Regions from separate parts of the Homo sapiens genome. Here all the other regions are linked to region 1. The links are chromatin contacts, found by Hi-C or POLR2A ChIA-PET in ENCODE. All regions are on one chromosome and are shown on one strand. Each heading gives the region's core, a stretch centred on a gene start or an enhancer-like site at or near the end of the contact. The rest is flanking DNA. Distances are from core to core; before and after follow the strand shown. Region 1 holds the start of ZFP64 (ZFP64 zinc finger protein). Region 2 overlaps BCAS4 (breast carcinoma amplified sequence 4). Region 3 holds the start of DPM1 (dolichyl-phosphate mannosyltransferase subunit 1, catalytic). Region 4 overlaps TSHZ2 (teashirt zinc finger homeobox 2).

Region 1 (3,598 bases), core at 574-3,073:
GCATATATGGTTAGATAAAATTATGCCTCATAATTTTCTGAAAATTTGTAAGATATTTACATTATGTCCAATTTTCCCCAGGTCTAGCTAAGACAAGAAATCTCTGTTCAGAAATACAGTTTGGTTGACTTGCTAAGGAGACTGGGCTGAGCACTGTGATAAGCCATCTTGCAGGGATACACTTAAGCACTTTGCAATCAATGGATGGAAGGAAGGAAACCTTTTCTTCTCTGGCAGATACTGAGATACCCATGGAACTAACAAGGAAACAAGGAAGTGAGACATGAAGTAGCTTGCATTGCTGACGATTCCTTAATGATGGAATAGGACTGACACCCAGAATGAAAGGATTTTCATAACAGATAATGTCACTGGTATGTGGAAAGTGCAAAAGTAACGACATAGACCTTCGTTAGAATCTTGACACTGTCGCTTAACAACAGTGACTTTAAGCGTGGGTTTTCTCATCTGAAAAATGGGAGGAGAGGTTTCTAATCCATGGTTTTTGTTTGTTTTTAATTTCTCCAAGAAAAAACACGGGCTTGTTATGAGAATTAAATGGGATGGTGCTCGTACCAGCACAGTCCCCCCTCCCCGCCAGTCCCCCAGCATGTTACCTGCTGGGTTCTTACTGAGGTACACTATTTAAACATGGACATATCTGAGCCCCACCTAGGAGATACTGAGTCATAACAGGGTGGGGTGGGGAGGATGGTGTTTAGGAAAATCTGTGCTTTTCACAGTAATGCAAGGAATACACCGCCAAGTTTGGGACCCAGTGTCTCCCAAACTGTTAACAGTAGCAGCTAACAAGCTGGGAGCTTACTATGTGCCAGATTTTCTGCAAACCCCTGGTAGATGGGTTCTCAAACTTCATGTGCTTCAGAGTTGCCCAGGCAGCTACGAAGGACAGCGGATCCCCAGCCCCACCCCCGAGATTGAATGGGTGGGGCCCAGAAAGCTGTTTTAAAATACACGCTCTCGCTCCCAGGTGGCTGGTTGCACTCAGTCTCTGGACCACACTTTGGGAAACAATGCACCGGGAGAAACCAGGGACTTGAAAAACGCTGATGTCCTCCTCGGTTAAATAAAAACTGAACCCCAAACCCAAATAAAGCGACCACGGCCCCGTTTTCCATTCAGATCTCCACCCTTAATGAGGAAAAGGCTTTGCAATGAGCCGGCAGGACCTCGTGAGACCTGGTGATTCCCCCAATCTCCAGGCTCTAATTTTGAGCCACTGAGGCAGAAGTTTTCCCATCAGTGTTGCCCCGTTTACCCTAGATTCCTCCCTTTCTCCTGCCCGCCCCAAACTCCGCCTGATGGGGCGGGAATGCCCTTAGGGGGTGGCGATTGTCTGAACGGCGTGCCCTCCCCCACTGTTCCCTTCCAAGGGGTCTCGCAAGGCTGGAGAGCGCCCCCGGTCTTGCGCCAGGTCGGGTGCGCCCCCACCCCAAGCCCACTCCGGCGCCCCCTGCACAGCGCGCCCGCCGCGGTCCCCGAGACGCGGCTCCGAGCCGTCACCCCGATTTCGGGGCCCCGGGCCTGCTGGCTGCGTCGCAGACGTGCTTGGGCCCGGGCCCCGGAGCGCGCACTGGGCCCCGGAGCGCGCACTGCTCCCGGAAAAGCACTTACTTTGCACCGAGCCCGCGAAGCTCTCGCCCTCGCTGCTCGCGTTCATGGCCGCAGACTGGGAGGTCCCCGGCCGGCCGGGATGCCAAAGTGGGGGACGCTGATCTACATGGTGCAAGGACTTTTCCTTTTATTTTTCCACACCCCCCACCCTGCCTTCTCCCAACTCTGCGAGGCGGGGAGGACGGATGTAAAGCAAGCTGCACTTCCGCTGCCTAGAGGGCGCTGGCCGGGCCCGGCGCCCCAACCTGGCTTTGCAGCAGCGGCTCCCCGGGGAAGCGGCGGGCGAATCCCGAGGCCCAGGCCCGCGGAGCCCCCCAACGCCCCCGGGGAGCTGGATGGCCACGCGCGTCCCGGCGTGCTGGGCGACCGCGGGTGGCGAGGGATGCGCCCCTGCCCGCACTCTGCGTTCTCCGCGGACGCGATTGGCCTCCCCGGCTCGGGGCGCCTTTTGCACCTGCAACCCCAGGCGTTGGGCCCCCAGCGCGGCCGTGCAGCAGCGCTGCTCCCGGGACGCCTGGGTGGTTTGCGGGGAGACCCACGTGCGGCTGCCGTTGCGGGGTGGGTGCGCGGGGCGCGGCGAGCTCCGGAGAAACCCAGGTTGGGCGTGAGCGCTGGGCAAATCAGCAAAGCGCTGGGCGGGTCCCTTGCCCCGCTAGGGAGACTGAGAGGACCGCGAAGAGGTGGGGTCGTAGCGCGGAGGGACCCCTGCTCCAGGAGCTGCCAACTTTATCGTGCATCGCAGTCGCCTGAAAGGCTTGTTAGAACACACGCTGTTGGGCCCACCCTAGCGTTTCTGCTTCAGTAGGTCTGGGGCGAGGCGTGAGAACGAGCATTTCTAAGTTCCCAGGTGATGCCCCTAGTGTTGGTCGGCGTCCACACTCTGAGGACAGTGACCTCTCTGCTCTGTCCCTCATGTCTTACTACTACTGTCTCCCCCGGGCTCCTGCGTCAGCCCTATTGTCTCTCTGCCGACCCTCCCAAGCCTCAGACCTCTCCCAGCCTCGAGGGATTTGCCCATAGAGTCTGTCCTGCTTCTGAAGGTCAGCATTCAAATTCACACTCAGGGAGGCCATGCTTGGCCTAATCTAATCATTCTAATATTGCAGCCCCCTCCTCCTCCCCCAACCACTCCCTGTCTCCTTCCTGTTTTTTTCTTTTTCTTTTTCTTTTCTTTTCTTTTCTTTTCTTTTCTTTTCTTTTCTTTTCTTTTCTTTTCTTTTCTTTTCTTTCTTTCTCTCTCTCTGCCTCTCTCTCTTTCTCCCTTTCTTTTTTTAGAGAGGGGGTCTTTCTCTGTCTCTCAGGCTGGAAGAGTGGTCGGATCCTAGCTCATTGCAGCCTCCAACTCCTGGGCTCAAGCAATCCCCCCTACAGGCGTGGGCCACCACCCTGGCTCACTTTTTAATTTTTATTTTTGTAGAGATGTTGCCCAGGCTGGTCTCGAATTCCTGGCCTCAAGCGATCCTCCATCAGCCTCCCAAAGTGCTGGGGTTACAGGTGTAAGCCACCATGCCTGGCCTGCTTTGTCCTTAAAAGGTGTTAGATGGAACATATTATGTATCTCGAGTATATCTGCTTAGATATAATTTAGTTGTATATTATCTGTGTTCTCCTCCCCCTTATTTTCAGTAAGTCCCTGTAAAAATGGGGATTAAAAAAATCTCTTTGCTTCACTGATGTAGTCCAGTGACTTGGCTGGTGCCTGACACATAGTAGGCTTAGTAAATATGGCTTGTATAATGAATGGGATTTTCCCTGCTGCTGCCTCTAAGGCTTGGTTTCTGCCTGCAGCAGCTGTTTATTCTCAAGTGTTTGTGAAGTGCCAGGCACTGGGCTAGCTGCTGGAGGTAGACCAGGGAGGCAGTCAACATGAAATAATCAAATCAGTACTGTAAATATATATATATTTAATATATAATATTTAATATATTTAATATATATTTATATTTATGTATATATATATTAT
Region 2 (3,598 bases), core at 522-3,021, 1.4 Mb before region 1:
CTGCTTACTGCAGCCTCAGCCTCCTGGGTAGCTGGGACTACAGACATGCACCACCATGCCTGGCTAATTTTTTTTTTTTTTTTTTTTTTTTTTTTTTTGAGACGGAATCTCGCTCTGTCGCCCAGGCTGGAGTGCAGTGGTGTGACCTTGGCTCACTGCAGCCTCCGCCTCCCGGGTTCAAGCGATTCTCTTGCCTCAGCCTACTGAGTAGCTGGGACTACAGGTGTGTGCCACCACACCCGGCTAATTTTTGTATTTTTAGTAGAGATGGGGTCACCACATTGTCCAGAATGGTGTCGATCTCCTGACCTCGTGATCTGCCCGCCTCAGCCTCCCAAAGTGCTGGGATTACAGGCGTGAGCCAGTGCACCTGGGCTAATTTTTTTTTTTTTTTAAAGGGATGGAGTCTCACCATGTTGCCCAGACTGGTCTCGAATTCCTGGACTTAAGTGATCTTCCTGCCTCGGCCTCCCAAAATGTTGGGATTACAGGCATAAGCCACTGCTCCCGGCCATGGACCCTTTACATAACATAAAAAATTCAAGTTTCCCTTGTCAGAGTCCCTTTCCCAACTCCTCCTGCCCAGGGCTAAGTAAGCCCTGTTAATAGGGTTTCCAAAGAAACTATGGGATGCCCGGTTGAATTTGAATTTCAGATAAACAACAAATTTTTTAAGTATAAGCACATCTCTTAACTATTAGCAGTCTGGCACATATCATTCCAGGCCTTTCTCTGTGAAGACATGTACTTTTTTTTGAGACGGAGTCTCGCTCTGTTGCCCAGGCTAGAGTGCAGTGGTGCAATCTTGGCTCACTGCAGCCTCCGCCTCCTAGGTTCAAGCGATTCTCCTGCCTCAGCCTCGGAGTAGCTGTGACTACAGGCACACGCCACCATGCCCGGCTAATTTTTGTATTTTGAGTAGAGACGGGGTTCTGCCATGTTGGTCAGGCTGGTCTCAAACTCCTGACCTCAGGTGATCCGCCCGCCTCACACATTTTTTTTGGTATGGTTTGTATCTGACACCGTCTGCAGCTTGCTTTTCCTCTCCGGGGTATCACCGGGGCCACTGTGTTTATTAGAGCAGGCTGTGAGGTTGTGGACTCCATCTGGATTAGGATCCTTGCCCCGCTGTTTGTTAACTGTGTGATCTTGAGCAGGTTACCCCACCTCTCTGAGCCTCCGTGTCCTCATCTGTACAACGTGGAGGATACGGGTAGCTTTGTTATTTCCTGTATTTGTTGATCTTGTCTCTTTTGAAAGCTGCATAGAATGGAGAGGCCGTGGTGGCTTTAACCAGTCCTCCGTGATGGGCGCCAGGACTGCTGCCTGTTTATTGCTCTTTCAAAGGAGGCAGTGGAAGGGGGTCGAGCAGGAACCGGGCACATAATCCTAAGACTTAGTTTGCTTTAAAAAAAAAAAAAAAATGAAGGGTGTTTGTCTCCCTGGAAACCACTTGCTAATCTCCAGGATATCGTCTCTTTTTCAGGCGAAGGAGGTGGAGGAGACCATCGAGGGCATGCTCCTCAGGCTGGAAGAGTTTTGCAGCCTGGCTGACCTGGTGAGTGGCTGCCTGGAAGGCGTGGGTTTAGGCCCAGGCCAGACTTCAGGCCCTTGCTGGAGTTTTCTGCGGAAGCCATTTTGGTGGTGAGTTAGCAACCAGGAGGAATGGGGCAGCGGCCAGCGCTGAGAGGAAAGCCACGTGCAAACACTCCCTCCTCTCTCTCTCTCTCGCTCTCTCTCTCTCACTCAACCCCAAGTGCTTCCTGAGGCGGCCATCTTGATCTCGTCCTTCCCTCGAGATGGTTTTTATTCCGCAGAGGAGCCAGGAGTGGACCACAAGGTGGCACTCTCGGGCACCGATGCAGGGAGCCGTTCAGCGGGGACGCTAGACTATATTTAACTTTCCTCAGCTCTGCACCGTCCCCTGTGCAAACATGGAGACAGCCAGGAAATGGCTTCAGGCCTGCGAGGCCTAGGAGGAGCCTCTTGCCCAGGCCACAGCCCGTGGTGGAGTTGGGCATCGAGTTCCTTCCTGAATCCTTCTGTTCTCTCTGCTTTTACCTCCTACTCTGTCTGGTTGGCCCAAATCTACTAGCCTGGCTGAGGAGGAAGATGGAAGACAATGGCCCAGAAGACAAAGCCTCCCACGCCAGAGTCTCTAGAAATCGCCTCTAGAGGCTGGGTGCAGTGGCTCACACCTGTAATCCCAGCACTTTGGGAGGCCAAAGCGGGCAGATCACTTGAGGTCAGGAGTTCAAGACCAGCCTGACCAACATGGTGAAACCCTGCCTCTACCAAAAATACAAAAATTAGCCGGGTGTGGTGGCAGGCGCCTGTAATCTTAGCTACTCAGGAGGCTGAGGCAGGAGAATTGCTTGAACCCGGAAGGTGGAGGTTGCAGTGAGCTGAGATTGCGCCACTGCACTCCAGCCTGGGTGATAGATCAAGATTGTGTCTCAAAAAAAAAAGAAAAGAAAAAGAAATTGCTTCTAGATCCCAGTGTTCCTAGGATTGCTGCCAGCCAGGTGTGGAGCCCCCAGGAGTGCTGATAGAATTTTCTAGAAGCTCCCAAGCTTATTAGAGGCAAACCAGTAACCTGGGCTTGAGGTGTCTGCCTGGAGGCCCAAAGGGTAGAGCTCCATATTGTGACCAGGCCCTGTGTCTCCCCAGAGTGGAGGAAGCCTGGCCACCTGGGCCCAGTGGTGTGCGTTTATGTCCCTGAGAAGCACCGTGTCCGGACCCTGAGAGTGTTTGTGAGAACCCAAGGGAGTAACAGTAACAGCAGCCCCAGATGTTCATTGAACGCCTTTCTTTGTGCCCGGCACAAAGCCACCCTAGACAGCAGGCACTGAGTCATCCCTACCTATTCAGCGGACCTCGGCCCAGCCTCTAGGGTCACAGCAGAAATCCCAAGAGGACCTATATGGTTTCTTCTCTTGAGTCAATTTTTACGTTCAGATGTGGGTCCAGGTGGGAGCTAGGTAACAAGACAGGCTTTTAACAGCCTGGATTGTCCTTTCTTTACCACCACGCATTGGACTCTTTCTTTCTCTTTCTGTCTTTGTCTTTCTGTCTTTCCGTCTTTCTGTCTTTCCGTCTTTCCCTCCGTCCCTCCCTTCCTTCCTTCCTTTCTTCCTTCCTTTCGAGATAGAGTCTCGCTCTGTCCCCCAGGCTGGAGTGCCGTGATGCAATCTCGGCTCACTGCAACCTCTGCCTCCCGGGTTCAAGTGATTCTCCTGCCTCAGCCTCCTGAGTAGCTGGGATTACAAGCATGCACCACCATGCCTGGCTAATTTTTGTATTTTTAGTAGAGACAGCATGTTGACCAGGCTGGTCTTGAACTGCTGGCCTTAAGTGATCCTCCCGCCTCGGCCTCCCAAAGTGCTGGGATTGATTATAGGCGTGAGCCACCATGCCCGGCTGCATTGGGCACTTTCTCATGAATGGGCCCCGTCATAAACTTGAGTATGCAAAGAGAGTTCAGTCCATCTCCATTCCCATCAAGCCCCAGTGTATGTGGGGAGACTGATTTGGGTATCAGTTGGTGCCGTCCCATGCTACAGTGCTGTTGTCAAGGTAAGGTCAAGGTGTGAAGGGA
Region 3 (3,598 bases), core at 1,099-3,598, 1.2 Mb before region 1:
ACATCTGTTACTTCCCATTAATCTCAGGTGGTAGTTTCTAGTCTAAAAACAAACCAACACAATACTTGGTGGATAAATAATACCTACGACATAACATTCCGTTTTCTCTTGGTCCTGCTTTAAGAAACAAATACAAGAGGCTGGGCGCGGTGGCTCACACCTGTAATCCCAGCACTTTGGGAGGCCGAGGCAGGCGGATCACGAGGTCAGGATATCGAGACCATCCTGGCTAACACAGTGAAACCCCGTCTCTACTAAAAAGAACCCGGGAGGCGGGGCCTGCAGTGAGCCAAGATGGCGCCACCGCACTCCAGCCTGGGCAACAGAGCAAGACTCCGTCTCCAAAAGAAAAAAAAAAAAAAGAAAAAGAAAAAAGAAACAAATACAAGAAAATCAACCAGAAAACATATTCCACTGTTAAAGGCTTTAACAAGTCAGCCCCAGCAAACTTTGAAGACAAGAAAGCAAACCCCTGTGTTATCTATTCTCCAAGAGTAGAACAATGACTTTGGCTTCCCACTGTGCCTTAAATCTGGGCACTGGTGCCTTTACATGCCAAAATATGTAAGGTGATTTTAATAGACGTGCTGAAAGAGAAATTCCATAAACAAAATGGGGTCGTTAAAAGCAAATTACTGTCCCCTACCACTTCAAAGCAGCTACACCACCTGAGGGTGAGGCAGCTCAAAGGTACCAAGCTGGGCTGACTTCAAGTAATTTGATTGCATCTGAAAAGTTTTGTTTCCTTTATCAAACTTCATTTTGATCTTAAAAGATTGATTCACAAACCATTAAAAGGAAACATAAATTGTACTACATAAAAAAATTAAAACAGCAAAAAAAAAAATTGCAAAATTAGAATACAAGCCCTGAACGAGATCGGTTGTATGATAGTTACTTTCTTTAATTTAGAGCTTATAGAAATCAAAATTAAAAGATTAAACAGGAAAAATAAAAATTTTAAAACTCTGAGGGGCAAGGCATATGAAGGCAGTTATTCAAGGAAATACAATCAAAACAGCAATGGTTTTCACAAATGAGTACTTCCAACAATGTTAAGTCTAATGCTCAGGCGGGCTGGTTGATAGGGAAACAGGCACTCTGAAGAATGGAGAGTCCAAACTTGTACAACCTTTTTTTTCTTTAGAGCAATTTGGCAGTAACTGTCCATTTTAAGCACATTTCTGTCGACCCAGCAATCCTACCTCGAAGAATTTATCCCTAGTACACAAGTAAAAGTATGAACGCGTCTGCTGCCAACACTGATGCAATAAAGGAGCACCGCTATGTGTCAAGCACTTTTCTAAATTTAGCTGGAAAATATGGTGTGAACAAAGTCCTTGTTCTCATCGACAAAGCAAAAGCCAAAAAACAGAAACAACCAAAAGGCGCTGGAAATAATCCAGTTCATTGCCATGACCTGATTAAATAAATAACACAGCCATATGGAATGTTACCTAACTTCCAAAGTAATTTGCTATGTTTGTACATGTTAATATGAGAAAAAGTCTTCAAAGATTTCACAGCATGATCCCATTTGTGCAATCGTAAAACAAGTTACTTCGTACTGACTCCAGGATTTTTTGCAGTTTTTAAAAACACTGCATTAACACTTCCAAATTCGAACTCCACCCACCCCCCATCCCGGTTCTAACAATCACACCAAACATCCACCAGTGATCAGCGAAGATGCTCTTCTGCTTTCTCCTTTCCAGAAAGGTTATCGTGCCCAGCAATAGCTCCCTAACCCACACACACCAAACCTCATGCTTATGTAAGCACTCGGCACCGGAGCGGAGAGTGAGAGCTCTCGCTTGGACTCCCGGCTCTTGCCGCAGATCCTGACCGCCTAGAGGGAGGAGTGGGATCACGCTTTCAGCCTCGCTTCCAAGTAAAAGAGTGGCCAACCTTTCTACGGAAAGGCGGGGGACGGGAGTACTACATAATAAAGATAAATGAGAGTCTCACAAAACCCAAGGGCAGGAATGAGAACCCAGGACACGAAGAAAACCCAACAAGCATCCGCCTCTGCTTCCCTCGCAGGGTGGCCCTCTCCCCGGGCCTTCCTGTGTGAGGCAAAGAAGGCTGGACAGGGCCGCTTCGCGCAGCCAGCTGCCGACACCCGGGCCGGGGAAGCCAGCTCATCTCATTCTTCGGGGAGGGAGACCTGGTGCGCTACCTCTCGGAGAAGCTTTTCACCAGCAGCCACACGATGAGCGGCAGGTTCTCGCGCTCGTTGTAGGTAGGTAAAAGCACCGAATATTTGTTCTGTCGTGGACTGCGCACTTCCAGCTCCCGCCGAGACCTGCGAGGACTACGACTGACTTCCAAGGAGGCCATGGCGGAACTGAGCCAGATGCCGGAAGCGGAATTACGTAATGTGGCGCGGAAAAGGACGGGTCGGACCGTACCAAATTCGGAAGCGGGGGATGACCTGTGTGATTGATCGCTAGTTCTTCTAGGGCCATTGCGTGGTTCAATTAGAAATATTCTGGATTTATACATCTTTGAAGTTTAATCTGAAGGTTTCTTCAGGAAGTAAATATCTATTCATCACCTTTTCCCAAGCTCCATAAAGTTTTTTAGTTTATCCCAGTCGCTAGGAGACAGAAGACGGAAGCGGAAATGCCTTTCACGACAACTTCCGGAAGAGGTCGCCATGGCTTCCCGGGAGGAGGTACTCGCCTTACAAGCTGAAGTTGCCCAACGTGAGGAGGAATTGAATTCGCTGAAGCAGAAGCTGGCGTCGGCTCTTTTGGCTGAGCAGGAACCGCAGCCAGAACGGCTGGTTCCGGTGTCGCCGCTGCCGCCGAAGGCCGCTCTGTCCCGAGATGAGATTCTGCGCTATAGCCGGCAGCTAGTGCTGCCCGAGCTGGGCGTGCACGGACAGCTGCGCCTGGGGACCGCGTGCGTGCTAATCGTGGGCTGCGGTGGGCTCGGCTGTCCACTAGCGCAGTACTTGGCAGCGGCCGGCGTGGGCCGCCTTGGCCTTGTGGACTATGACGTGGTAGAGATGAGCAACCTGGCCCGCCAAGTGCTGCATGGCGAGGCACTGGCTGGCCAGGCCAAGGCCTTTTCGGCCGCCGCCTCGCTGCGCCGCCTCAATTCGGCAGTGGAATGCGTGCCGTACACTCAGGCCCTTACGCCAGCCACTGCCCTAGACCTGGTCCGCCGATATGATGTGGTGGCTGACTGCTCGGACAACGTGCCCACTCGCTACCTGGTTAATGACGCATGTGTGCTGGCGGGTCGGCCCCTCGTGTCTGCCAGTGCCTTGCGCTTCGAGGGCCAAATCACAGTCTACCATTATGACGGTGGCCCTTGCTATCGCTGCATATTCCCCCAACCACCCCCAGCGGAGACAGTGACCAACTGCGCGGACGGCGGGGTGCTCGGTGTCGTTACCGGGGTCCTGGGCTGCCTGCAGGCCTTGGAAGTGCTGAAAATCGCTGCGGGTCTGGGCCCCTCTTACAGTGGCAGCTTGTTGCTCTTTGATGCCCTGAGAGGGCATTTCCGCTCTATTCGGCTGCGGAGCCGCAGGCTCGACTGTGCAGCTTGCGGGGAACGGCCCACTGTGACTGATCTGCTGGACTATGAA
Region 4 (3,598 bases), core at 726-3,225, 1.0 Mb after region 1:
CCACATCATCCCAAGATCACAACACCACTTCCCGGGATTCCAGTATATTGCGGTGGTTTTTAAGAGCAAAATAGCAGCATTTTGAGAGCTGCCTGTCATATGAAAAGCGTTCTCACCACACCCTTCCACTGTCTAACCATGCCACAGTATCTTGTTTCTCTTTTGGTTCTCATTTCCTGGTATATGGGAGAGGTTGAGTGGCTTTTGCCAGACATTTGCTTTCTTTCCAGAGCTCCTTCAGCTATGGTCTACAGTCAGAGTTCCATCATGGAGGCATCCTAGATTTTTTTTTTGCCTTTGGGAGGGGAGAAGTGAGGAAGAGACTATATTAAAAATGTAAGAAAGGCTGGGCACGGTGGCTCACACATGTAATCCCACCACTTTGAGAGGCCAAGGCAGGTGGATCACCTGAGGTCGGGAGTTCGAGACCAGCCTGACCAACATGGAGAGAAACCCCATCTCTACTAAAAATACAAAATTAGCCGGGCATGGTGGCACATGCCTGTAATTCCAGCTACTCAGGAGGCTGAGGCAGGAGCATAGCTTGAACTCAGGAAGCGGAGGTTGTGGTGAGCCGAGGTCGCGCCATTGCACTCCAGCCTGGGCAACAGGAGCAAAACTCCGTCTCAAAAAAAAAAAAAAAAAATTTAAAAAATGGTTTCATAGGGATGGGAAAAGAGGGGTCCCAGGCCTAATTCCCAGTCTTTCTCCTAGGGTTGAGCTCCTGCCCTTTTTCCCCTAAGGCCAAACACCTGTCTCTGATGTCTGATTCCTCTTCTCCCAGAATTCTTCATTTTGGCCAAGACCTTCTTCCCCAGTCAAATTCCCAGAGACTCATATCTGGAGGACAGAAAGGCACGACCTTAGCTCTTCCTCAGAATGAGGAATAGAAAACAGTGGGGGGCCAGCTCACTTTTTAATAAGACACTAGTATTTCAGCATTCTATGAAGTCAACACCCAAGGAATGTCCCTGTCATCTGTTCTCACCTTGCAATTGCTGGTCCTGTTGTCTTCCCCAGCCCTCTCCACACCTCACTTCACCAGCCAAGCCATTGTTGGCTCCTAAGCATTTCAGTTCCTGATGGAGGAGTAAGACAGGTAGTCAGGTAAAGCTGGAGTGAGGACAAATGGGACTGGGGTGGCGGAATCCCTGGCAGAAAGTCAAGGACGTGAACATACAAGGAAAAATAGGCCACAGCCAGAGCACTGAAGGCCACAAATGTGAACCCCTAGCTAGGATATGTCATTTTATGCCAGGCAAAATCAGGACAACAAAGGGTTCTCAAGCATAGGTGCGACCCAACCAACCCTTCACCAGCCAGGAACATTTTCTGGTGTTAATGCCATCTTAGAAAATGCTGTGAAAAGCTCCTTGCACTGAGCTAGTTTCTCATCCCCTGATGTTTACACCTCTCAAAGGTGCATGGAGCCCCACAATGTGTCACTCTCTGATTTGTCACCTGGAGAACACAGCGCAGACATGTTTGGCTGCTTTAATATTTCTCTATAAATCAATCCTCTTTCCCCTTAATCATGTGGGTTGTTCTTCTCTGAACTTGCTCCAATTTGTCTACATCTTGCTGGGACTGAGTTGTCTAAAAGTGAACACACCCTTCAAATGCGGGAACTCTCCCTGCAGCCCCTGGCAGCTCCTGGCGACTCACTTCACCGCCCGGAGAATTCCGTGCAGGGCTCCAGCGGTGAGCAGAGTTGGAAACGGCCCATCCCCAGTTTCCAAAGAGGCCGTGTCTTTCTGTTCCTGAGCGGGCCCGTTTGTTATTTTTAGTGTCTGATTGTCAGGCTGCGGCATTAGAAAGTCTGTGGTCGCATTACATATTCCAGAAAGTCACATTGCTGGTGATGTGCGGCTGTATCGATGGATGAGTAATTGCTCGCTGTCAGGCCCACCCGGTGAAGCTGTGTCCTCCCAAGTTGTGAAAGGGGGATAGTGCGAGAGCCGCACCTGCCGCGGCCCCACCTGTCTGCGCTTGGCCGATGCCAGCACCTGCAGCCTTTCGTACCAGCGCCCTCTGCTGGTCGGACGCCCCACTTCTGGGCGCTCAGGGAGCAGAAGGGGCCTGGCCTCACCCGACAGCCCCCTGGCTCTAGGCAAGTGAGATATTATTATTCCCATTTTAAAGACCAGATAACTGAGCCCCAAAGAAGCGAATATGTGGCTCACAAGCAGAAAGGGATAACAGATGGAAGAACAACAATAATCAGAACAGCAACGCCAGTGAACCGTTGCACATCACTTAATTTGCCAGGGGCTGCAAACCCACAGACAAATAATGGCAGAAAGTGCAGAGAGCCAGGCGCAATATAAGGAGTGGATGGGGACCATGGCAGATCCCTGGTGCTCAGTCTAGAGGAGGCAAAAGCGGTAAAGCTCTGCCACGCAACCACACAGGGCCAGTAACGTCAGAACTTCTCAGAAGGCATCTATCCTTAAGTGTGAAATTTCTCTGATTTTGAAACAATTCATGGGCCAAACAAAATATGGCTAAGGGCTACATTTGATCCACTGCCCCTGCTTGTAACCCCTGGTTTACACAGAGTTATCTGACTTACTATCTCATTTAAGTTTCACATAATCCTGTGATATCATTACTGGTTTTATCCTCACCTTTGCAAACAAAAAAACTAAGGTTGAAGGAAGTTATGCAAATCTAATTTATGTTAGAAAGGAGAGTCAGACCTAGGCTTTCACATCCCAAAGCATAGATTCTCCTCCCTGAACAATACAGACAAGTATTTTACTTTGGGAGAAAGGAGACTGGCTAGCCCAACACCCTCCTTTTTAAGAGTGAGAAAGCCGAGGCTCCTTTGAAGGAGCCGCAAATGGCAGGCTGCACTTTACAAACAGTCTCAAGTCTGGTTCTTTCAAGTCATGATGTTGTCCTTTATTCTGCACTAAATTTGTTTTCTAAAGACTACGCCTATAGGCTGAGGGCCTCTCACCTGTGATTAGAACATTTGCTTTGAGTAGCTTTCAAGGAACAGAGCTGTGTGTGTGCTGCACCAACCACATGGTCTCAGCTGGCACCTATTATAATTCAAATTGAGAGATGGGAAACATTGAGATGCATTAAGCAAGATCAAACTTTACAACAGTTGGCACAGGGGCAAATGAATTCGGCTTGCCGACTTATTTGTTCGGCCCACACAAACCACTAAATAAATAGATAATCGTAATAATAATGTACACAGCATTGCCAAAATTTGTCAATCAGGTGATTTCGCATAAAAATTCAATTTCTCATATTCTTTTGCAAAATCCAAACATCTACCGCATTGGTTCTATATTCGCAGATGACGAGATTAGCTGGAGCTATGTTGTTGCCACCTCTTTCCAGCAGGGCATTCACTCAGCAACTCTCCCCAATACCTACCTCTTTCTATTGTCTCCCTGAGGCCAAACATCACTAGCCATTTATCATTGTGTTTGGGTCTTTCTTTTCATAAAGAAAATGAGTTGTCTCCTATAGTAATGTCTCTCAAAAGTGAGAAAACAGACTGAGAATTCGAGAAAAATAAGAGAGAGCATCTTTCTTTACAGTGATGAAGATATTCTAAAATATTCATATTTATTGAACA

The links. A loop is a pair of places that touch in the nucleus more often than their neighbours do. ChIA-PET counts read pairs that join two places held with the same protein, here RNA polymerase II (POLR2A). Pooled maps may share reads with other maps.
Region 2: a loop to region 1 is called in a pooled map, with 3 times the contacts of the local background. The contact joins the enhancer-like site here to the promoter of ZFP64 in region 1. A Hi-C loop is called at or near these places in 2 of 50 pooled maps. POLR2A ChIA-PET finds 5 or more read pairs at or near these places in 2 of 52 experiments (B cell and activated CD4-positive, alpha-beta T cell).
Region 3: a pooled map shows a loop between it and region 1 (8-fold over the local background). The contact joins the promoter of DPM1 here to the promoter of ZFP64 in region 1. A Hi-C loop is called at or near these places in 7 of 50 pooled maps. POLR2A ChIA-PET finds 5 or more read pairs at or near these places in 2 of 52 experiments (B cell and naive thymus-derived CD8-positive, alpha-beta T cell).
Region 4: a map of Caco-2 shows a loop between it and region 1 (6-fold over the local background). The contact joins the enhancer-like site here to the promoter of ZFP64 in region 1. A Hi-C loop is called at or near these places in 2 of 168 maps with a recorded cell type or tissue (Caco-2 and naive thymus-derived CD4-positive, alpha-beta T cell) and 5 of 50 pooled maps.

Annotation. Positions count from the first base shown.
Region 1 is chr20:52,189,956-52,193,553 of GRCh38, forward strand. It overlaps ZFP64 (ZFP64 zinc finger protein), which reads right to left and starts at 1,824. Exons shown (of 6, transcript NM_018197.3): 1 at 1,636-1,824. The coding sequence starts at 1,681. RefSeq lists enhancers at 679-1,535, 2,576-2,705 and silencers at 1,296-1,535, 1,896-2,165.
Region 2 is chr20:50,816,725-50,820,322 of GRCh38, forward strand. It overlaps BCAS4 (breast carcinoma amplified sequence 4), which reads left to right. Exons shown (of 5, transcript NM_198799.4): 2 at 1,487-1,558. Among named protein-coding and RNA genes, the nearest start is that of BCAS4, 23 kb to the left of the region's middle. RefSeq lists enhancers at 2,002-2,051, 2,062-2,111, 2,599-2,648. Within about 2 kb of position 1,772, at least 22 of the 41 ENCODE cell types and tissues checked have a DNase peak (open chromatin) inside an H3K27ac peak, as active enhancers do; they include B cell, where a contact is called at or near this core.
Region 3 is chr20:50,956,184-50,959,781 of GRCh38, forward strand. It overlaps DPM1 (dolichyl-phosphate mannosyltransferase subunit 1, catalytic), which reads right to left and starts at 2,349. Exons shown (of 9, transcript NM_003859.3): 1 at 2,180-2,349. The coding sequence starts at 2,340. It overlaps MOCS3 (molybdenum cofactor synthesis 3), which reads left to right and starts at 2,635. Exons shown (of 1, transcript NM_014484.5): 1 at 2,635-3,598. The coding sequence starts at 2,660. RefSeq lists enhancers at 2,106-2,595, 2,808-3,418.
Region 4 is chr20:53,215,241-53,218,838 of GRCh38, forward strand. All of the region lies in intron 1 of TSHZ2 (teashirt zinc finger homeobox 2), which reads left to right. Among named protein-coding and RNA genes, the nearest start is that of TSHZ2, 240 kb to the left of the region's middle. Within about 2 kb of position 1,976, at least 2 of the 41 ENCODE cell types and tissues checked have a DNase peak (open chromatin) inside an H3K27ac peak, as active enhancers do.